Regions from separate parts of the Mus musculus genome. Here all the other regions are linked to region 3. The links are chromatin loops, found by intact Hi-C in ENCODE. Cell type or tissue: left cerebral cortex. All regions are shown on one strand.

What was found. Peaks named below come from ENCODE experiments on the same cell type or tissue, not always from the same donor. Only the 100,000 strongest peaks of a DNase experiment are listed, where the experiment ranks them.
Region 1: it touches region 3 in a loop (5-fold over the local background); 2 of 42 quality-filtered maps call a loop at or near these places.
Region 2: it touches region 3 in a loop (2.8-fold over the local background); 2 of 42 quality-filtered maps call a loop at or near these places.

The regions. Positions count from the first base shown.
Region 1 is chr4:33,888,880-33,896,879 of GRCm38, reverse strand. Gm33105 (a long non-coding RNA gene) reads left to right here. Exons shown (of 5, transcript XR_390460.2): 4 at 1,385-1,816; 5 at 2,760-3,352. Among named protein-coding and RNA genes, the nearest start is that of Gm33105, 11 kb to the left of the region's middle. In left cerebral cortex, no CTCF peak of the experiment used is centred here; DNase peaks (open chromatin) are centred at 1,601, 2,821 and 3,562; H3K27ac peaks cover 1,061 bases.
Region 2 is chr4:33,918,407-33,926,406 of GRCm38, reverse strand. It overlaps Cnr1 (cannabinoid receptor 1 (brain)), which reads right to left and starts at 1,763. Exons shown (of 2, transcript NM_007726.5): 1 at 1,249-1,763. In left cerebral cortex, a CTCF peak has its summit at 3,157; DNase peaks (open chromatin) are centred at 2,635, 3,003, 4,780, 5,506 and 3 more places; H3K4me3 peaks cover 3,159 bases; H3K27ac peaks cover 4,462 bases.
Region 3 is chr4:33,792,499-33,800,498 of GRCm38, reverse strand. All of the region lies in intron 3 of Gm33059 (a long non-coding RNA gene), which reads right to left. Gm33008 (a long non-coding RNA gene) reads right to left here and starts at 1,508. Exons shown (of 2, transcript XR_390458.2): 1 at 1,159-1,508. In left cerebral cortex, no CTCF peak of the experiment used is centred here; DNase peaks (open chromatin) are centred at 461, 2,238, 2,434 and 4,832; H3K4me3 peaks cover 220 bases.

The sequences.
Region 1 (8,000 bases), 96 kb before region 3:
TCTAGCTCCTCCATTGGGGGCCCTGTGATCCATCCAATAGCTGACTGTGAGCATCCACTTCTGTGTTTGCTAGGCCCCGGCATAGTCTCACAAGAGACAGCTATATCTGGGTCCTTTCAGCAAAAAAGGGAGTTACAGAGACAAAATTTGGAGTTGTGACGAAAGGATGGACCATCTAGTGATTGCCATATGCAGGGATCCATCCCATGATCAGCTTCCAGACGCTGACAGCATTCCCTCTCAATTCTTGTAGATACTGAAATTTTTACCTAATTTGAAGTTCAGCAAACACTGTGGAACTGTTCTCTTGATGAACTCTGTGGTTCTGAGGATTGATCCGAGGTCAGCAGACGTGGCTGCCACACCCTCCCTCGGCGAGGCATCTTACTGCCCTGTGACTGCAACACCCTCCCTCGGCGAGGCATCTTACTGCCCTGAAATGATACTTTAGGAAAGGAACTTTTAAGTAATCTTTCATTTACTCCCCAGAAAAGAGAATATATATATATATATATATATATATATATATATATATATATATATATATTACCATCATCAAAGAAAAATTAACATGCCTATATTGATCATAAAGCCATTAAACTCTTCATTCCACATAGCCATGAACACACTCTTCTGCCCTCAAAACAGAGATGAACTTGGCTGTTTTCAGCTTTTTCTTACCGAGATAAAGCATGCTATTATAAATTCAAATATATGACTGGGTCAATGATGAAATAACATGAGATTTCTGAATACCCAAAACAAAACAAAAAAGGGAAAACTGTGAATTAATAAGTTGATGGTTGTTTATAATATAGTTCAAATTTTTAATGTTTCTTTCATTTAGCAAGACTGAAAGCTAAAAAAAAATTATTTCCATTAAAGTCAAAATAGAGTAAAATTGTATTAAATGCAACTACAAAATAAAGGATCTAATCTAATAAAAGAAAAAGGTAGGCAACACCACCTAATATCTCTGCAGTACCCAAAGTTCACACCTAAAGGAGCTTTCGATGCAACATACATAAAGCTAGTTGATGTGAATAAATAATTATTTTTTCTAGGATTTGGTAGCAAAAGAAAAATATTTTTATTCATTCATTCACTCATTCCATACTTATTATGTCTCAACCACAACTGAGTACAAAGGCAACAAGGCCCACATTCCTTTGGGGGAGATAGGAATCTCCGCAGTGGCTTTTAGGAAAACAGATCTTGAGATAAAAGAGGCACAAATTATTTACTGGAAAGTTTGGAAGGGGGGGGGGGGAAATCCAGTAGAAAAAAATCAGAAATATTTTGTAAAGAAAAAATAAGAACTAAACCTTATTCTGCTGAAGGAACATAGCAACAAAATGACTCCTAATGACATTTCTACCCACAGAATTGTCACGTAGCTGTCATCAGAGAAGCTCCCGGTCGGTGGGAATCAACGTGAGACCCACAACTTGACAATTACGGAGACTGGGGAACTTTGGGACACTGGGTAGTCTTTATTAAACCCCTTCCCTCGATGCTCGGGGATCTATGCGGGAGAGGAGGAAGAAAGTCTGTAAGAGCCAGAGGTGATGACTCACTGCAAGGAAAGTGTCTTCCAAGCACAGCAGGGCTGGTGCACATATGAACTCACAGAGACTGTGGCGGTAGCCACAAGACTCTCACAGGTTCTAACCAGGAAAAACGTTATGACTGAAAAGGGAAGTGGACACAAAATCCCATCCTTTACCAGGAAGTGATTTACAACTGATACTTGCTGAGAAAGGGGAAATCGGCTTTCTCCAGTGAAACGACACTGAGGATATCAGCCACACTCCAGGTATTCTTCATAAAGCCCAGGAGTAGTTAGGTAATACAAAATAGACTCTTAAAATTTTTTGTTTGTTTATTTTTCTGGTGTGCGTGTCTACACACCCGTGTGTGTGTGTGTGTGTGTGTGTGTGTGTGTGTGTGTGTGTGTGTGTGTGTGTGTGTTGCTGAGTTTCTTTTTTCTTTGATTTGATTTTCATTTTTGATAGATTTGTTTTCGTTTGAGAGGGAGGACATGAAGTTGTATAGCTAGGGAGTTGGGGAGGATCTGGGAGGAGTTGGAGGAGAAAGAATATGATCAAAACATAGTGCGTAAAATTTTTAATAAATGATAAAAAATACTTGGGCAATCCAGGAAGCTACCCTTTGTCTAGACCATCTGTGCCAAGCCTTCATAAACCCCAAACAACAGGGACCCTATTCTCTTTTGTACACCATTAGTCTTCCTCCCCTGAGATTCACACCACTAGTCTTAACACTGCTTCCCCCAACCCTGACTGTCCGTCAACCGACGCTGCTCATGCCCCTTTGGTCACTTCCAGCCTGAGTTCCCAGAGCGTCCTCCTCTTCCCTGACAATGCGGTCATATTGGTTGGTAGCAGGACTCTGTACAGACAGTCCCCCCAATATATGCACACTTCTATGATTATCTTCAATACCCCATTCACCCATGTGATTTCAGAGTCACTCCCTGGCCTTTGTCACCAGCAGCACTTAGGCAAGCTCATCTAACACATCTAAAGCCCTGTTTTCTTCCCAAAGCTCCCATTTCCTGAAGCACCCTTCCTGTGGGGTGGATGCCGCCCACTCGGGCTCTCCCGTTTCTTCCTTCCGTTAGTCCGGGTCATCTTTTCTCCTGTCCTGATTCACTTGAATTCCACAGCCTTTCAATAGAACCACCCTCTTACACACGTTCTCAACATCTTTGCCCTCTGTCTTTTCACATTCTCTAGGGGGAAAGCAACTCTGAAGGAACCCAGCATCTGCCTTCTCTGGGCTGGCGCTCACGCAGCCACCATATGGTGCCCACCCACGCCATCCTCCAGTGTGTTCTCCCTCACTCGCACAGTCCTAGCGACACTGGCCTTTCCACAGATCCTAGGAGCTCCAGCAGCTTTGAAGAGAGATCTGTTCTCTTTCTTCTTGGAATGCTTTCCCTCACAACTCTAGGCATGGCTGGCCCCACCTGGCCTTCACACCTCAGCCTAATAAATAATAATTAGCAGCTCCTGTTTACAGAGCACTTGCATTGCACTCAGTGATTTATATAAATCTGTCCAAACCCAGGGCTTTTAGAGTAGATGGCATTATCATCTTTATTTCGTCGCTAGAGAAATTAAGAATTAGAGGCCATGTAAATTATTCAAGCTCACATTGGATTTAGTACCACGCTAGTAAACAGAGAACCTGAATAATGTGTTTCTCTGTTTTGTCTCCATTCTTTCATTCTTCAGTCTCCACAGATGCACCCTTCCAAAGGCACCACAAAATAAGTTGTAACATTTTTTCCAGTTTTCAATTATACATATATTCATTGCTATGGCTCATTTGGCTTTTATTTTTTAATTTTTATTTGTGTGTGTGTGTGTGTGTGTGTGTGTGTGTGTGTGTGTGTGTGTGTTAGAAGACAACTCTGTGGTGTTGTTCTCTCCTACATTTACATAGGTTCAGGAATCAAATTCAGATTTCCAAGCTTCTGAGTCATGCCTTTACCTACTGAGCTCACTCACTGGATCCTTTCTTGTATGTTCCTTCACTGTTGCTCTCCTTTTCTTAGATGTAAGCTACACAGGCGTCCTCTGTCCAATTCACATTCTGTTGTGCCCCAAGGCTTAGCAATGTGTTCATCCAAGAACAAATATCAGCTCATACTTGTTAAATGGACAGGGAAAATTGAAGATGAGGCCAGAGCTGACAGAATGGGGCATTTTACCAGAAACTGTCTTCAACAAAGACACAGAAGAAGCTGCAGGTCATTAGCATGATTGTAGCATGAGGATTCTCACCCTGTGTGTGCACTGGGGACATAAACAGAGTAAACACCTGATAGATCGAATTGTGGCACAGACCTGTAATCCCAACACATGGGAGACAGCAAGTTCTAATCAGGTTTACAGGGCTTACTGAGACCCTGTGCCTAGACACCAATGGCCAGGAATACAGTCAATGGTAGAACATTTGCATGTCACAAGCAAAGCAAAGCCCTGGGCTCAGTCCCTAACACCACACACACACACACACACACACACACACACACACACACAAACACACACACGGAGGAATATTATGTAAAACAGAAATGTAGAGGGCTTGGGGTCACTTTGAGGGCTTCAGGGGAGGGTGGGCTAAGTCAATAGAGGGCTGTCCTCATACAGCCTTCATGCTGGGGCCTGTTGAAGCTCAATAGCCCTTCCCAAACAACTAAGACCGGTACTAATAGAGCATAAAATGCCACCATAGAAACATCCGAAGACAGGCAATTCACCCAGATAGGTAGGAGAGATGAGATAAGCAAGCTGCAGCAGAGAATTTTATTACATTTGATCAAAAGTCATTTCAAGCTACTTAGCACAGTCACCTACCTGTCATATTTAAGGTAACTCACAAAGATCAAAATGGATCAAAGCTAAAGTGAGGTTTTTAGTGTGCAGTAACATTGCAGCTCGGCTTTATGGGGTGAAATCTTTCAGGAAGTAATATATCACAGAGTCACTTTAACCACGGTGTCTAATCCAGCTGCAGCACTAAGTTTGAAACCAAATAAAGGCGAGCCTCTAAAGTGATGTCTTTGTTTACACGCCATCTCCAGTCACTCACTTTTTTCTGATGTTTTAAAAATTACTAGAGTTTTACAATGTGGCCAAGAAATCTTCAGTTTGGTGCCACATACACAGGACAGAATAAAAAATTCAGGAGTTTCGAACTTCACAGAATAAGGGAGCAGAATCGAACTGAGGCGTTAACAGGCATGAAAGACACAAAAGACACATCATAGTCAAGTAAGCCACAGTTCTCAGGTTTCCACGCAAATCCTATGCTGAGCACTGGTTCTGCCATAGAAACTGGAGCTCCTGTTGGCTACGAGGGGTGCCTTCAGTGTCGAAAACAAGGAGGTCCACAGGATTCTAATTTGCTTCAGGTTTCAGGAAGGATTTATGAAGAGAACAAGAAGACCCAAAGGTGAGGAAAACCTCACAGTACAGTCACTTACTTGTTCACCTGAACGGGATACTCAGAGCACAGGAGAGTGGACTGACTACTTCATGGGGAGTTGAGGGGACGTGTCTTGGCATTGCTGTGTGACTGGAGTCCATTCCTGGCTGTGGGGGACTGCACTGGTACTTGAACACAGTTCCACAAAGGCTTCTCATCCAGCAGGAACATAGGCTCCCGGCTTTGGGGCTGCAGTTAACTGATAGTGCCACAATAGGATTGCAATACTGCTGGATTAGTACATCTGTCTGCTTCATGGCGTCGGTGTGCTCTACCTTATAGGATTGACCATGGATTCCCATAAGTGCCTCTGAGGACAACACTCCTCTGTGACAGATTCTCATTTGCTCACTGTCATTCCTGTGGAAGGATCATCCCCCAAAGAAGCAAGCTAGCAAGATTTGTACAGGGATAAATTCTGGTAAGTTAAGTAAAATTAGGTATTGGCAAAATGTGGAGATGCCAGGAATCCTCTGACTTCTACTAGATAGCTTGACCTAACTCTCCAACTCTTTTCCGAAGCAAAATGTAAGTACTCCTTAAGGATGTATAGGCTTTTCCCCTGTGGGCATAGCCACTTATACTCCACGTAGACAATGGCTTCAAGAGGGAGAATTTTTTTATATTTTTATTTTTATTTTTTTGCTTGGAAGTACAATATGGAACTAGCCTCTGCTGGCTGGTCTTATGTCAACTTGACATACAAACTAGAGCTGTCTGAAAGGAAGGAACCTTAACTGAGAAAATACCTCCATAAAGTCCAGCTGTAAGTCATTTTCTTAATTAGTGATTGATGGAGGAGAGGCCAGTCCATTATGAATGGTGCCATTTCTTGGTTTCTATAAGGAAGCAGGTGGATCAAGCCATGGAGAGCAAGCATCCCTCCGTGGCCTCTGCATCATCTCCTGCTTCCAGTGTCCTGCCTCCAGGATCTTGTCCTACTTGAGTGCCTGCCCTGACTTTCTTTGGTGATGAACAGCAATGTGGAAGTGGCATCACAGCAAACCCTGCCCTTCCCAGCTTGCTTTTCACTCTTGGCGTTTCATTGCAGCAACAGAAACCGTAAGACAGCAGAATTTCACTTGTCCAGTTGCCTGTGATAAGTTCCTAAGTAGAACTTTGTGTTGACTTTTAATATCATAACTGGCATTAAACCTTTGGTCAATATTGCTGTTTGGATTTCCCAACAAGCCTGCATCTTCCCAGAAGCCACATTGGTAACTGATTCTAGCCCTGGGTCTTAGGTTCTGGTTCAGAACACGAACTCATACTTGTCTGTCAACATCTCCAACATGTTTTGTTCACCACTAGATTTGATATTTACAGAGGCCTTTTCTCTAAGGAACCTGTGTGGATGTGATCTTGGTTATGGTCCAATGCAAAGTAGGAGAAAATTTATTAGTTTGAAAAAAAAAGGAAACTAGAGAGGCATCAACAGAGACAGCAACAGAGATGTCTACATCCTGGGTACATGCATCCTTTTGTATGGTACTTCAAGCTGCCCTTCTATGACTTTGCCCAGAGTCCCATCTACTTCAGTGACTCCCCTAGAACAGGTGCATACAAAGGTCACTGGATTCAGGGCAACAGACCAAGAGTTAGTTCAGCGTAAAAAATCAGGCTCTGAAGAGCAAGGTGAGTGGGCCAGGACAAGCTCACGTGGGAAAGGAGCATGTGTGCTGGACAGGGGTGGGCCCTGTGGGGGCATCTCTACTAACAGAAGGCAAATAACTGACCACATGGCAGGAAGTTGTGCCAACACCACACAGTGAGGTGACAGTAGGTCTCAGTAGGAGAAGATCATTTGTCCAGAAATGAAAAATGACAGTTGAGGAATTCTGCTACACACACAGTAGGAATTAGGATTTCTGTGAACTAATACTTGATATATAATTGTTTTCTTTCCTCTTAAATAACATCGCCTTCTGTTGATTCATGTCAACACAATTCTGTGTGATCCTGTGTGAGCAGTTCTAGGGGAAGGAAACGGAATCATGAGCCTCTTGGGATCCCTAGTGGAAAGATATTTGGGGAACTTAGGGTAAGAAATACAAAACCAGGAAGAATGTGGCTACCCTAAAGGTTATTCACGGCATCTTGGACTAACTAATACTGCTTTTTATTAAAAGATGTTGTCAAGTATGATGGTTCATTCTCATCAATACCAGCCCTTAAAAGGCAGGTACAGGAGGATTTCCATGACTTCCAAGCCAGCGTGGGCTACAGAATAAAACCTTAACCAGAAAACAAAGCAAAACAAAACAAAACAAAACCCCTACAGTTTTCACATGTGGTCACAATTATTACTTCTTTTATTTGAGTTTCAAGGACTTTTCCAAAGGTGAGCAAAATTTACATAAGAAAGTCATCTGTATTGAATAAAATTGGCTGTTAAAGAACACCTTATTCTAGAAGTACTTGTCAAATACTTCTTTACTTGTTTAATGGGGAAATCATCTTTTATTTTCCCCCAGAAACTCAGTGTGGAGATGAATAACTCCTCCTCCAAAGGGGGTTCTTGTTAGTCCATTGTCATTTTAGCTGCAGCAGAAGGGACAGCAGAATAGGGTTGAAGGGACCTCAGTGTTCCCAAGTTACAAAGGAAGAGTCAGAGATATCTCAAAGAGGTCAACCAACTCAGGAGCACGGGCAGACAAAATGAATGGAAATGGGAAGAAACTTGGTGACAACTTGTTCTTGAGAAAACCATTACTTGTGAGTTCTTTAAAATGGGAAGGATTCTAATTCCATGTCCCAACTTGCTGTGAAGGTCTGTACGTAATAACTTGGAAAACTCTGAAATACACTGAGAGACGAAAGGCAAAGCCTGGTGCCTGAGAAGTATCACTGTGTTGATTGACTGTAGTCAAGCTTTTTGGGCACAGTCTGAGCTTCCAGTTAGCTGCACCAACTGGCAAATGTTCCCTACTGATGAAACATCACCCACATGGAAGGCAACGGTACTCTAGGGTCATGTAGCA
Region 2 (8,000 bases), 130 kb before region 3:
TTCCTTTGGATAAAATTGCTTGTAACTGAGTTAGAGAAGGTGGGGCGTGGAGGGAGGGGAGGCAGAGAAAAATCGATCAGCAGATCTATCTCCCTTTCAAATTGTCAAAAGCTGGGATTAGAAGACCAGCACTTTAAATCAGTCAGTCCTATGGGAACCTTGGAGGTCGGCTACTCCTAGTTTCTCAATTTTCTGCCAAACAGACTGATGTCAGGAGTGACCCCACAGATAATCAGTACCCGCGGAGTCTCCTCTGAGCATGTGCATCTCCCCATTGTTCAAAGGAATTAAGTTGGCAATAAAAACGAGAAGTTATGGGACCCAGAGAGGTATCTTTCAACATCCTTAAAACCAGTAAATCTGCTCTAATCTCTTATTAGATTAAATGTCCAAGGAGATTTAATATGCCAAGAAATAAACAAAGGCAGGAAGAGCTAGTAGCTCCTATTTGGAAGAAAAATTTAAAAGATAGGAAATAGGTTTTTTCATAGATAGGTTATTAAATTTTTTTCTCACCTCTTTGAAACCTTTGAGAGATAAACCATGTACTACAATTAAAAACACGCATGTTGCTTTAAACTTTGAAATGACCAAACAACAGTTTCTCACATCTATCATAGCAAACATTTGCATTCAGGAAATGCTCCATTTGTGACTTGTAAGCCTTAACCAAGAAACATCCTTTTAAAATAAAGCATCAACTTCATTCGTCTGGTGCCAGCTCTTAGTTTCATGTTCCTATAACAGTCAATCACAGGTATCAATACTATATATATTAGTTTTTCCTTAAACAGAGATGGCTGCTGTAGCTATCGCTCTGTATCAGAAGTTCCTTATTTAACATAGATTTCTTTACATGACATTTAGTATTTAATTGAGTCGTTTTCTACATGTGGTGCAGAGACTCTGGAAGACTTAGTTTCTGATAAGGCTAAAAGACGTCAAGCATCAACTCAAGTGCCTGTTTTCCAAACATGCACAATTACACATTTTCTACAAACAGACATCAGTGTATGCAGAGCTAGGTGCATATCCAGTAAATTGTAAATGGTAGAAGCCTCCAGAAGTAGCTTAGACCACAGGTAACAAGCTGGGACTATACAGCTAAGTAAACACCATATTAGCACGATTTGCTCTCCTGGAACACGGAGCAAGAACTCCGCGTAGGACACCAGGGGACCACTGGCCAGTACCGAGGGGGCGGGAGGCGGAAAAGCTATTCCCAAACGCCACTGTGCCAGGTCTTACCCTTCGCATCCCCCGGTCCACGGGCCAGAAGCTCCCTCGGCACCTGTCGCCCAGCCAAGGGGCTGGCTCTCTGCTACAAGGAAATTTGCCCCCAGACTCTATGAGAGCTCTGCAGACAGCCCAGGCTCCCGCCTGAGCCAGGGGGAGGCTCTGGCGCCAGGGGAGCCAGAAGGAGGCGGAGGCGGAAAAGAAGTGGAGAAGGTAGAGGCAGCGAGCGAGCAGGGGAGGCGGCGCGGGGCGCGGTGGGGCGGGGTGGAGCGGGGCGTGCCCGCGGCGATCGGTCAGTAAGTCAGTCGGTCTGCGCGCCCGCGTCCCCGGCCTCTAGCACCCGTGCGCCACGGCCCCTGGGACTGGCTCCCCTGGGCTCGGACAGGCCCGCTTCGTTCTCCGGCTCTCCCCGGCGTCCCACTGACCGCGCTGGCCGGCCTGGGGCCGCCCGCTTGGGCCACCCCGAGCGCCCGTCGCCGCGCCCTGCTTGAGGTCCCTGCCTCTCCCTCAGCTCGCGCGCTGTCTCTGGCTCGCTCTCGCTCCAGTCCCATTTATGAAGCGTGGTCCCATCACGTGTTAATGAGCCTTTGTCCTGCCCTGGCAGCGGCGGCAGCAGAGACTCCGCCAAGGGATCTGCGCGGGGAGGGACCGGCGCGCGGCGCCCGCGGCTCCAAACTTTGCTGCGCGGTACCCGCCGCGGCGCTGGCCCGGGGGCTAGGAGGGACGGCCCTGGCGCTCGGCGCCCACTGTGTCATCCTCACTCTTTGCCACCAACGACCCCGCGGCCTCACCCTGCTCTGCTCCCTGGCGCCCTCCCACCCTGGCGTGGCCAAAGGGGACGCGTGCCTCACTGCCCGCGACCTCGGGGCCGTTAATCACCAGCGCTGCTCATTGCCAGGACCTCACTGGAGGTCACGCGCCGGGCGGTCGGGATCCGGAAACAGGGCGGCAGGAAGGCCGGCCAAGTGAGGTCTCCGCCCGACCCTCCCCTCTGCGCCGCCTCCAGTCCTCAGCTACCTGGCCGCGGCCACCAGCCCTCCGCCCTCGGGGCGGACGGCGTCGCCTGGGCGCCTCCCGCGCTGGCCCGCGCGACCACCCGGGCGCGCCCAGCCTCCAGCCGTGGCCGCACGAGCTCGGCTCTGTGGGCGCCCGGCGCCCCCTCCCCAGCCCTGGCGCTCCCCGCACCTCCTGCTCGCGGGGAGATGCATCCGCGGCGGGCGGGGGCTCTTGTTGGGCGGGAGCCTGGGGACCGGCGGTGCGCCCGGCCGCCGCCGCAGGAATTAGGGGACATGCTCGTTAATTGGTTCCACTCCGCCGTCTGCCTCTTGTGTGCACGGATCAAACCTTAATTGGTCTTTACATTTATCACGGCGAATTGCAACCCTATACACGAGCGTCAGCCCGCAGCTTCAGCCGAGGGGGCCATTCTCCGCCCGGGCCCCGGGGACCAGGCGGTTGTGGCTACAGCTGAATTGCGTTTTAGACCTCGTTCTCCCTGGAGAGTTGGGTCCAGTCGAGTCGTAAGGTTTCCACCTGACAGAGCCACATCAAGTCAGGTCCAGGGGCCCAGCTGTAGGCACAACGTTAGGTTCCTAGGCCCTCAAGGTAGCAGCTTGGCATTCGTTTTAAGCCTTGCTCAGAGTCGAGGACGTCTAGCCCAAACAGCTTCCTACAAGGCCTCTTTTTACCAATTCTCCCTGACGTCCTACCCCCCACCCAGAGCCAAACGCTCAGTGTATCTGGCCCCTATTTTGAATCTGGTGACAAGGATCCCAGAGGGTGAGCCTAAAGGAAGAAGCAACATAGAGGGTAGAGGAAGCTGCAGAATTCGGGGAGGAGAGACTGCTCTGAGAAGGAAAGCCTGAAAGCTTCCTACCTACAGGTCGAGCTGAAGAAAGGCTTCCAGCAGAGCGCTAGCTGTCGGAATATCTCTGAGACTGTTTTCCACTAGAGAGAGTAGTTTCCATTTCCATGTGAGGAGATGGCCTTTTGAGACAGAGTCCACAGCTGAAGCAATCAAGTTGTAGGTAAATATAAACAAAGATCTGACAGACCAATCGTAGAGGGAGAAATGCTTAGGAGAGATGATTGGGTGGATGTGGGATACCATTTGAGCCTTAAACCTGCTGCCTAGGCACAGGCTCTGCTTTGCCTCCTTCCACACATCTCCAGCATAAAGGCAGCTCTTTCTAAAGATTTACAGGAGAAAGAGGCTTCGTCGTCGTCTGCCCCTTTCTTTCAGAGGTCGAAGTTGCTATTTTAGCCTCACCTCAGATTCCTAGCAGAAGCAAACATTTGGGGGGGGGGGGCAGACATTGCTTTTCTTGGGACCTCCCAGACTCTAGAGAAGTCTCAGCACTACCTGCTAGCCAGGAAGCTGGCAGTTCTTGCTCTGCGTGGTCAGGTCAGGGAGCCGGGCAAGCTTTCGTGTGGGTGTTGGTGCTATTTAGCCACCCAGGTGGCTCAGCACTGTTGTTCAGCGTCATTCAGGTGTTAAACACAGACAGACCCTGGTAGTATGTAAAGGACCTTCTTCCTCATATTGATCCACCGTCTTGGTGGCCCATATCATATCTGGAGGAAGAAGTCATTTAGTCATTTGCAACCTGTGGGAGGTACTCTACATAAGTCTTTTATCAACACCAGCTTTTACTTCTTCTAAGATGGAACTCAGTTTCCTTATAAAGATGTTGATGCTTATTCGTGTCTCAAAATCATCCCAAATCTCTGATCGATGGTGTACTTTTTCACTGAATCCTATGAAACACTAACACCATATCTATCTATCTATCTATCTATCTATCTATCATCTATCTATCTTAAATGCTGGGAGTCTGTTGGTTGACTGGCTGAAGTGGTATGTGGATTGAAACTATCAGTATTAATCTAACCAGAGAGAGATTACAGAAGCTATTACTATTTAGCTAGTTATCCTTCTGTTAACTTGAATGGGAGGCCTAGAGTCTGACATCTGGAAAATTGTACCAGCAGTATTCAGAGTTCAAAGATAACCCTCAATAATGGAATCAAACTTTGACTTGTGACCTGGTGTTTTATTAACACAAAGGGGTACTCTGTTAAAACAGAGAGAATTATGCTGTTTGGAAAGTGCCCTTCCTGGGGGTATGCATACATGTTTTTCAAGTTCTGTCTGCCCCAAGCTCATCAGCCAGGCAATGAGCTGCTGTATGTTTCCTTCTGAGTTGGGGAGCTAAAAGAGAGGCAGGCAGCTAACCGTGGAAAAGCCAGGTATTCTCTGATGCCTTGGACTTCAGTTTGCAAAGATCACTTTTATATGGGAGGAAATGATCTACAGCCCACATGCCGCTGGGTGTATCTTGTGCTCCCGGAGGAGACATCAGGGATGGCAAAGGCAGAGCTGTCAGTATCCCTAATAGGAATACTATACTAAGGATACATGGAAACATGACACAAAATGTAAATGACTCTTGATCTCTACAAACCAAGGGTGAATTTCGAATCCACGTCCTTCTGAGGAAAGACCTGTCAACTCTTTAGCAGGCGTCACTAGTTCCTTCAGACTCTCTGGTTTTTCAGATCTTTATTCTTTTAAAATTATAACAGGGCTGTGATGAGCCAATTTGCTGCTGTTCTGTGTAATTTGGGTTATTCATTCAGTGGGATGTAGAAGATGAGAACACAGTTAAAGTGGCATATTTAAACTTCAAAGAAAGATCTCAATTTGCAACAGTCAATGTGCTCCTAGTTACACTAGACACAGAACATTAAAGAAGCAATGGCTCGCTCTGAGACAGCCGTTGGGTCCCAAAGAGGTTGCACATTGAGGTTGCTCCTTTAACTTGCCGTGGTTCATCAGACCCAACCCCCACTTTCAGGGTGATGGACAGTGGTTCCTTTATTCAGGAACTGGCAAAGCAAAAAAAAAAAAAAAAAAAAAAAAAAAAAAAAAAAAACGTCACTCTTTTTTAGAGTTTGGGGCCCAAGTTTGGGCCCCATGTCAATTTAGCATGTGCAGGGATGATCATTCCACAGGGCTAGAATGCTGGGTAATTAAAGATATTTAGGGACTGATCTGGCTACACGATTTCATTCTAATTCAGAGAGTAGCTTTAGAATTCCACCAGCTGTTGCTGTCTCTCCTAAGAAGTGTTAAGGCATTTTGTATTGCAGTGGCTCTGCCTTGCTTGGTGGCCTGCAAGCCCTGCAGCCCAGGTTCTGGCAGCTGCAGTGTGAGGTCTGAAATGGCTGCTTGTGATATGTTCCACCAGCGATGTAGCAGCCTAAAGAACCACCCACATCGCTTCTGTGTGCATCTCAGAACCACGAGCTGCTGCTGAAGAAACTGGAGGCTCTCTGTCATGCCACCATCAGAAAGTAAACGTCCTGAGACTGCCTTCAAGTGGAGAAGCTGGTTGTCAGGATGAGTCAGGAAGAAAAGGAAGGAGTGGAGAAGGAAGGATGAGGACCCCCTTGATCTCAGGATACTCTGTTAGATGCAGAGACTATCATCTTTCCATACAACTAAATGTGTGCTAGTTAGGGATTTCCTTTCCTTTCCTTTCCTTTCCTTTCCTTTCCTTTCCTTTCCTTTCCTTTCCTTTCCTTTCCTTTCCTTTCCTTTCCTTTCCTTTCCTTTTTCCTCTCCTCTCCTCTCCTCTCCTCTCCTCTCCTCTCCTCTCCTCTCCTCTCCTCTCCTCTCCTCTCCTCTCCTCTCCTCTCCTCTCCCTCTCCCTCTCCTCCCTCTCCCTCTCCTCCCTCTCCCTCTCCCTCTCCCTCTCCCTCTCCTCTCTCCCCTCCCCTCCCCTCCCTTTCTTTTCTTTTCTTTTCTTTTCTTTTCACCTTCTCACCTTCTTTCATTAACACGCCAGATGAGCAGTTGCAAGGAAAGCCAAGAAACGACAGGATGGCATTTTCTTCTGCTCATGTGTTCTGTCGTGGTTTTGTAGCCAAGCAGAGGAGCAGTGATGAGGAGATGGAGTACCCATACCTTCAGACCACATGAGAGTCATGCTCTAACAGAATAAACAAGCAGAGGGAGAAAATACAGCAGCAAGGAGCCAGGTAAATACAGCCTTTGCTCCCCTTGATGAAGCGCAGGCAAACCTGTCGCCGATGCGCTATAATTAAAAGGGCTAAAAACATATATCTAAATATTTATGTTCTAAAAACTTGGGATAAGCAGCAATATAATACTATAAAAACAGCAAACAATAGCCAGGAGTGAAGACAGACACTTTTTAGTCATGCACAGCCCTCCTTGAATAGGCTTAGTTACTTTTCTATTGCTGTGATAAGACACCATGAACCAAGGCAACTTTGTCTTTCCAAGAAGAAAGAGCTTATTTGGGGCTTACAGTTTCCAAAGCATGGTGATTATGGCAGGAAACCTGGCACCGGGTAGCCAGGCTGGGCACTGAGCAGTGGCTGAGAGCTCACCACCTGAAATAGAGTCACGCGGCAGAAGAAGAGACAGCAGGACTGGTGTGAGCTTCTGAAACCTCAAGTCCAGCTGCCAGTGACATACCTCCTCCAACGAGGCCACAGCTCCTAGTCCTCACCAAATAGTTCCACCAAATGGGGACCAAGTCTTCAAACACATGAGCCTATAGAAGCTGTTCTCATTCAAACCACCACATTCGTGTTCTTGGTGGTTTCTTTGTTTCTTCATTTTGTTTTGACAACTTCGAGTAGGAACTTAGAAAAGAAAAGAAAATGACTGCCCTTCTTGAGAAAAAAAAAAAAAAAGAGTAAATGTAATAATGGATCTAACCTCCCATCTGGCATCTGGAACTTGGGCTCTCAATAAAAATTGGGAATTTGCAAAAGCCAATGCTGTGTGTTCATTTCTTTGTCTAAGTATATCTGTCATTAAAGCAAACAGGTACAGCTTAGGCCTTAGGAAGGACTAGGTATAACAAATGGTTTTCTAAGTTTTTGTTTAAAGAACTATAGATTTGGACAGAGGTAGGTGAGATTCAAGGTCTTCTAGCCCTTCTCTATGCTGATGATGGCCCAGACTCTTGATTACCAGGTATAGACCTCTCTTTTCTAAGAGTTAGAGCTAACACTAATCTACCCTTACAGTCACTGACAAATGTCAAGTAATATAATAAACATGGGAATCACTGGGAAAGAACACTGGAAAGATTGTTAACTGTCAAGTGATTCCTTCTTGGGAACAAAATTGCATAGGTTATTTTAACCACTGTACTTATTTCAAGAAAGAACAATAAATAAATTGTGACTCTTTGAGCGGGGGAGGGAGGGCTTTTATGAAGACCAAAGAAGAGGCCATAATGTGTGAATAACCAATGTGGCAACTCTTGAGCGACAGTATGGGCTGTACTTACAGATGATTAAGTGTATGGAAAGGAGTATCGGTTTATGGCCCAAGGTTGTCACTCTTCAGGGTGGGGATGATTACTATGATGTCATTGATAATGTCTCTCAAAAGCCATGTCTTAAGAGCTAACCCTCAAGGTACTGATATTATAAAGTAAGAATGTCTGAGGAGTCGGTCATGAGGGTTCTGCTTTTGTAGAACAGACTGAGAAAATATTGCCTTGCCCCTCTACCTTGTGAGGCTATGTGAGGCATTTGCCCCTTTCCCTATGTGCCCATCCACCTGTGGTTATTGCTACTGTGTGCTATGCTACAGACTATGGCCTGCTAAATGCTAAGTCTTCCACTCAAGGGGACAGAGTTTGCTCATAAAAATTGAGAAGACATATGATTGATTATTCCTTAAAATACATTTCTCAAAGCTGAATACTCAGTATTAA
Region 3 (8,000 bases):
CTGATAGGACCAGGTAGATTAAGGGAGGAGACAATAGTATATAATGTTCTAATCTTTGAAGCAGACCAGAAAGTACCTCTCCATATTGTGGAGCAACCACAAAAAGAACCAAGTTTTATATTTTGCAACTGAAATACTGCATCTCAATAAACTCAATAAATAGACAGCTTTCTATATCCTACTAGTGCATTTTTTTGGTCATAAATCTGACCTGTCATATATTAAATGATATAAATTTTCAGATACATTAATTTTTCCATATTTTATACTTTTGTTAGAATAATAATTTACTCAAAGTTTAAAATGTATATAAATTTTGACTGTATAAAATTTAGACTAAGTCAAGCAGAATGAAATGTATCATCCCAATCAAGTTTTTAAAAGCCTAAAGACTTGGCTAGTCTTTGCAGACTTGGCTCTATGCCTGAACTAAGGCTCCAGAATTGTCCATGCTGACTCCCCGTCTCTGAAGGAAATGCCTGCTTCATCCAGCTTCAAAGGTGCCTCTGTCACATCAGGAATGAAAACCATCCATTACAGAAAGTGGTCTGATGTCATCATGGGGGACTTGAGAATATAGGAAAGAAAATCTTGTTTCATGAACCACAGTAATAGTGTGTCCCTCACTGCTGCACACAAGGAAAGAAAGGACTTAGGAGGCTTGGGTGGCTTGGGTCTGGGTCACCAGTTTTTAAAGGGGAGAGAGAGAGAGAGACAGAGACAGAGAGAGAGACAGAGACAGGCAGAGACAGAGACAGAGAGACAGAGAGACAGAGAGACAGAGACAGAGAGACAGAGAGAGATTTGTTTTCTTCTTGGAAAAAACAAACTGGTACAGTATGTTGTGCCTTGGGGAGGGAACAAAGGTTGCTATTTTCCGTTAATGACAGCTCTGGTTCTGAAATTGAGCACAGCAGGTAGGAAGTGCGTGTGCAGGTTTCAAAAGATACCTAAGTGTTACAGGGCACTTTGCTTAGGAATGAGCAACAACAAATGAGTTAATGGTTGGCTTTTCTTCCGTGCCCTCCCAAGCTTCCTCCCTCCCTTTTCCCTTTGCCTTTTCTTCTTTTCTCTCTGACTTTCCAAGCCTCGCTTTAAAGCCAGGAAGCAAAGCCATGCTGTGGACCTGACAGCCGCTGGGGAGTGGGAAGTGCTCACCTGTCCTTCTGTAGCTTTCCCTGTTCAATTAATTTCCCGCCTGCAGGGATGCCATGCCCTGCCTCTCTCTTTGTTTCTGTAATCGCTGCCATTGTTTGCTAAGTGTCTCCCTCTATCTTTACTTCAGTGTGCATTTCAGTATCATTACAGATTCCTCTACTCGGGACATTTCAAATAAATCAGAGAGATAGAGAAGTTCCCTCATCTCCAAGGCCAATGCATCTTAAAAATAAGAGAGAGAGACTTTAAAAAATAATAATAAAGCATTATTCCCACGTGTTAAGTATAATAATAACAAAACCCAGTAAATAGGTAATATCTTTAAAAGGTGTTTGTGAGAAGGCAATCAAGCCAGCATAAATTAATGGTTACACATAAAAGAAAAATAATACAATTTGTAAAAGTGAGTGTAGCAATTTAAGGAGAACATGAAAGTCCCAATTACTGCTGGGTGGAAGGAACCAGGGGCTGGTCCCCAGCAGAGCATCAAAAGACTGTATTGATAGTTGATGAGAAGCCCGCGATGAATATTCAATGTGATGTCCTGATTGGAAATGTAAATGTAGCTCTAAGAGGCATAACTCCAGGCGTCAGACATTTACGAAGGGAGTCTTTACTTATTTATGGCTGGATCCACAGACAGATGATGATCTGGAGAGGGTGAATGCGACTGGTGAGATCCACCGTGGATAAAGAACAAACATGGTGGATTCTTCCACACCGGGAATACACAAAAACAAGCCTCCAGGTTAGGAGGGGTTAATTTGCCAGGATGAGATGACGGGAAACCATGAGTGACTGTGTAGAGAGACAGTGGGTGAATAACGATAGAAATAGGTGAGCTGAAGAAGGTCCTAAGGTTATTGTGTAGGAATGAGAAGCCCCACAGATGTCCGTCATCACCTCAGAACAGCCACATTTGTAGGATGCTGTCAGTGAGCTCCACTCCCTCACCTGCATCCAAGATGCTTTCACACGCCCACCATGTTCCCACCTTTGTGTGCACAGAACTTCCTACTTTCTGCAGCAGTGAGAAACTCCAGTCATGTTCGAAGGAGGTTCTAACTGAAGTCTGTGTCCCCAGGACTGCGGTGACTGTGGATCTAGAACTGTGTTTCTGCGGCTGCAGGAGCACCGGTTATATGTGCAAACCAAATCTGAAGCAGTGGAGAAAGCAAAAGGGCAGGGGACAGCTGACCTTCACTAAATCCCTCTAGCACAATTTGGCCTCCTTTATCTTACCCTATTTTCTACTCTGTCTGTGAGCTCTTTCAGATGAAGCAGACAGATGGTGTATTGGAAGACAGGCTGAAATGAAATGGGAGAAAAAAAAAAGTGGGTGGCACTTCACTGGAAGGTGAAAAAGATGAGAGTTAAGTGGTCCAGATTCCCAGTCTCCCGGAGATCATCTCACCAGCATCTGTTTGTTTTTAAATCAATTTCCTTCCTATTTCTTCTTCAGCAAACCTTCATTCACAGCTTCCCTTTAGTGTTTAAGTAGGAAAAAAAATAACGCGTGAGTTATCTCCTGCCTTACCTAAATGAAAGAACATTGCCCTTAATATTTTCTTCATGTTAACTGACTGGCCGACCTCTCGATGTGATGAAAACAGATTACCTTAAAACTGATCCACTAAGAGCAAGCCGCGCCGTATTTGTCATCCATCTGTATGATCTGCCGCTCACCAGAAGCGAAACTCTCAACCGAAAGAAATAAAGATAATGAGGCTGAGGAGGCAATTGTGGCGCTCGCCTGATGGTGAACATTTTCATACCTCAGGGAAACTGATGGCTAAGGTTGCAGCAATAATATCAAGACTTAGCTTGAGACTGAAAATTACACTAATTTCTCTCTTTTTCCTAAATTGCTCTGACCTAGGAAGCCAGCTAAGAAAATCGAGCCACCTGTAAAGCAGGTGTAACCTCTAGAAAGACACAAGCTGCATGGCAAGGAAGGGGGTAAACTATGGGAGGAGAGCTGGGCGTTGTGGCGCACGCCTTTAATCCCAGCACTCAGGAGGCAGAGTCAGGCAGATTTCTGAGTTTGAGGCCAGCCTGGTCTGCAGAGCGAGTTCCAGGACAGGACAGCCAGGGCTTCACAGAGAAACCCTGTCTCGAAAAACAAACAAACAAACAAACAAAACCTATAGGAGGCACACAACCAGAGTTGAGTCTTGCGTGGTAGAAGTCCTGCATATTGTGGTCACACTTGATGATGCCTGTACTCGCCAGCTCCTTTTCAGTGTCCTGTGTTAGGACAAGCAATCACCGTGATTATGATCTCGAGAAAGACTTCAGATATGGTCTTCCTCACCCATCCCTCAAGTGCACAATTCCACACAACAGAAAACTCACCAGGAACACTTCATTCAGTGTTGAATTATTTCTCTGGTTTATTTTACCACCTGTGTTAATGTCTGGGACTTCTGCAATAGTTACAAAAGACTACATTGTCTCTTTGCTCTGAAGGCTGTGGTCTGAGGTAATGGTGCCACCCGGGGTTGATTAAAGAAGCAGAGAGAACCTAGTCTAGGGTTCACTTCAAGCTTCCAGTGGTTTGGGGGAGAGCTCTGCCAATTCTTGGCTGGCTAGATGCATTCTTTCAATCTCTACTTTCAGCTCATGGAGACTTTTCATACCTGTGTTCAAATTTCTCCTTTTAACAGTACACCAGTCCTACTAGATCAAGGCCTGCCTTAATGATCACACTGGAAAGACATTAGTTCCAAAATACAGTCATATCCTGGAGAGTTGGGGTTAGAGCTTCAACATATCTTTTTGGAAGGACACATTCAATACTCTGATACTAAGTTAGTTATAGATTTCAGCTAGTTTGTTTGTTTGTTTGTTTTAACTATTCTTAAATAAGAATTTTGTCCCTGAAAATGATAGTGTTCACTGTCTTGAAATAGCATTGCCTTCTCCAATTGTAGGTACTAGATCTCCCAAGAAAAGAGCTAGTCCCCCTTGGGGCTTAACCATTACAGTGGTACTTAAATCCATGCCCCCTAGAGACTCTACATTCCCTTCTACAGACTTGTTTTCATTGGTGATCAAGATGAGTGGCATGCTGCCTCCGGAAACCCTCCCATTGCTAGCATGCTTCTCCACAACTCTCCCATCTCTGCTCCAGGCTGCCCACTGCCCTTTTTCTCAAGGTTGAAGGGGATTTCGGAGTTGAGGGAGGCGGCTCCATATCTTTTTGAAAGATTGTAAAAGATGACCCCATTTCCTTTAGTTGCAATCCTTCCCACTGAGAATGCTGGAATTTCCCCCAAGGTTGGGTATGGGGATGGTCTAGTACAATATGCAGTGCCTCTTCTCAATTCCCATTATAAAAGTGATGCAGTTCCCATCAGGAAGATGAGATGCACCCAGTGCAACTGAAAGACACACCACCTCTGGGAGCCTTGGACTTAGAAGACAGAAGGCAACATAATGGGGTCCCAAGGACAAGTGCGTGACAGTAGGAAGAAAACCTGCTCCTGTCCTTGCTTACCTTGTCCATGAGGTTACTGCCAAGCAAAGGTAAGCAGACCTCAGAACAAGCCCCACAACTCATCTCTCTAGTAGTCTATTTCCAGCTTTCTTTGCTTAAATCCTTGAGTTTTCTACTACAGATGGCCATTTTGATAGCAGGCAGTTAGTCATCCTTTCCGGTCACACGTAAACCTCCCACACTGGGGCCAACTCAGAAACCAGAATTAAAATGCATTTGAAACAAGCATAACAAATTTGGCTTCTGTGAGTGAGCCTGAGATGACTAACACATTTTCCATACAGGTCCCAAGGCCAGGAATTATAGTTTTCCTCATATCGCTCTCTTCATTAAGCCTCAGCCACAGTGAAACATTGCTATCAACTTCAGTTCAACAACTCAAGGATTCAAGCAAAAGTAAATCACATTGGAAATAGATATACTATCTAGCTTAAGATACCTGCTTACCTTTGCTCACAGTAACATGTGACAGTAATCGTCCATGCTGGTGACACTGAAGTCTCTCTGCAGGGACATCGTGAGTGGTGTGGAAAGCTTAGAAATAATCAAATGGTCTTCCTTACAATTGTGGTAGAAAGAAGATATTTCTTGAGAAAAAAGATAATTTTCTATTTTTATTAATATTTGATGAGTCAGATGGCAGTATCATGTGAATTTTTAAAATATATGCTTGTGTGTGCAGTGAAGGAAAATGTTGCCAAGCAAAGAAACATGTTCAGCTCTGACTTTTTGACTCATGTTGTAACACGTGTGTTTCATTTTCATTATAAACGCAAGGCCATGACCACTTGCAAAAGCAAAAGAAGTGCTTGAGGTTTGTCAAGCAAACCAAAAGTAAACAAGAAGTGCCAGGTTACACTGTCACTTGGGGAGGATGGGCCACTTCTCTAGATGGATATAAAGAATGCTTCCTTACGTCAGCTAGAAAGTAATTTAAATCCATAGAGTTGAATAGCAGAAGGTTGAGAGCTGAGTCTAGTCAATGCTTGCTGGTTATCTATTCCCATAGTACTTAGGATACATTCAGAGAATACAAAAACGTGCCCTTTCCCAGTGATAAATGAAGTAAATAAGTCACACAGGAAATAAAAGCTAAGAAGCAACTGGGTAACATACAAGGGAGAAACTATGGAACCAGGGTGTCAAGGGAGTGTCCAAGGGTCCAACTCTGGAATCAGGGTTCTTTAACATGCTTGCTCTGGAACTGCCTTTTGTCTTTCTCACCGTTCAACAAGGAGGCGAGCACCATTTCTGGGAGGCTTTGCTCCTGGAATAGGACTGGGGGGCAGCTTTAATCCCTGACTTTGTCACAGCAAGAAGGAACCACAATGGGGAGGTCTGCTGGCGAGAGAGACGGAGGAGGAATAGCTACACAGAGGAAAGCCTGTCCACCAGGCACTGATGAAATTATGCAGTTCAGGTGTGGAAGACTGACTGACTCCCCATACACCCGAATGACAGAGTTTGAAGTCTGCTGTGGTTACTAGAGATGAGACTGGCTGATGAGTGTTCTCAGCAAACCACTCTAGCAGAAGTATGGCTTGAAGTCGGTTTGGTACCTCCTCTCACTTGCAGGAACGCTAAGCTATACTTCCTGGCAAGCCCATCTTCCCACATAGACATGGATACTGATATAAGCCTTGACATGTAAAGTCAGAGCTCTGTAGTCCAGGAACATGCCTGTGAGTCCTCCCTATTGGACCTAGAGGAAAAGCCAAGACACTCAGACGGAGAAGTACCACCTGCAGAAAGGAGAAGGTGTTGGGTGTTAGGTTCTTCTCTATGAAGAATAATCCCAAGGTACTATTCAAATTTAGGAGTATTCAGATTCAGTATCAGGATACTAAATTTCAGTCTCTTTCCTTCCTTTGACTTCCATCTCCCTTCTGTTATGAAAGAATCAGGAAGGAGAGGAAGGAAGGAAGGAAGGAAGGAAGGAAGGAAGGAAGGAAGGAAGGAAGGAAGGAAGGAAGAGGAAGGAAGGAAGGAAGGAAGGAAGGAAGGAAGGAAGGAAGGAATAGCAGAGGAAGGAAGAGAAGAAGAGCGATGGTAGCACCTCATGTCGAGCAGCAAAGTGGGATTTCAGTACGCTGTAACACACTGAGATGGAACACCATGCTTCTGAAGGTGAGGTCTGGTGATGCACCGGGCCTGCTGAGAGTGCATCTGTCAAGCAGTGGATATGACATATGCACAGTAGGCCAAGGGAAGCCAGCATGTCAGTGGGTGTGGTGTGTTTTATGGATACGTCTAATGGTCATCTTCCCTGAAAGCCACCAGAAGGAAAACAGCGAGATGCCATGGGGCACGCAAATAAAATTCTCTCTGTGCTCCAAGAAAAAGAAGACACCGTGGAAACAAATGCAGAATGGCAGGCCCTGAATGGCTGCTTGAATCAGCCAAGAATCCAGGGTCCTCTCACCTCAGTGCTCAGGCTTTCTCTGTGAGAGAAGTGAGCCAGGGGCACCGGCTTCAGATGCCTCTGTTGGCGCAGCGTGCAGCCTCTGTCTGACCCTGTGGTCCTTCTTAGAGACCTCTGTTATGTTTTCCTGTCACCACAGGCTAATGTCCTGGAGCATGTGACTCTCCTCCACTGGTGGCACCGTGTTGGGGAGTTTGTGGAAGCTCCAGAAAACCGCAGATGGAGGGTGCAAGTCACCAGAAGCAGGACGACTGGGTATATTATCTGGGATCTTTTACATATTCGTCTCTGCTTCTTGCCTGTGGCGGCACAGTAGTGTCAGTCTCTGCTTCATGTCTATGGCTTCACAATGGCCACCCACCTTATGTTCTGAGTTTTGGTGGACAGAAACTGAGTCAAAACAAACTTTTCCTCCCTTACGTTGTTAACTTTGGGTATTTTTGTCACAGCCTTCAGAATAGAAGCTGAAACAGCCCCAAGCAAGGTTTCTCTCTGTCCTCGCTGCATGGATACGGGCATGCGTGCTGCCTATCACTGGAGAGGAGACCTCAAGACCAACATGATCTTGAAGTGTGGGGGATTAAAGAGGACCTGAACAAAACTGAAGGTCCTTAGAAAAGGGAGGAAGACTTGACTTTGGCTGACTTCCTGCTCAACCTCAGTACTTATGAGGGTGGGAACTCAATTTTCTTTAGCCTCTGTGAGAGGGTGTGATTAGGGGTCCTGCTCAAAAAATAAGATGATAAACTATCATTTTATGTATAAAAATTATAAACATAACATATTTTACTAGTAGTAATTTACAGAGGATAGAAGAACAAGGCATATATTCACACAGTGGGTCTTGCTTGCCCGTCTCCCATGCCTCTCTACCTGTCCCTACCCAGCCTCTGCTCAGACACTGATCAGTGGCTGCTCAAA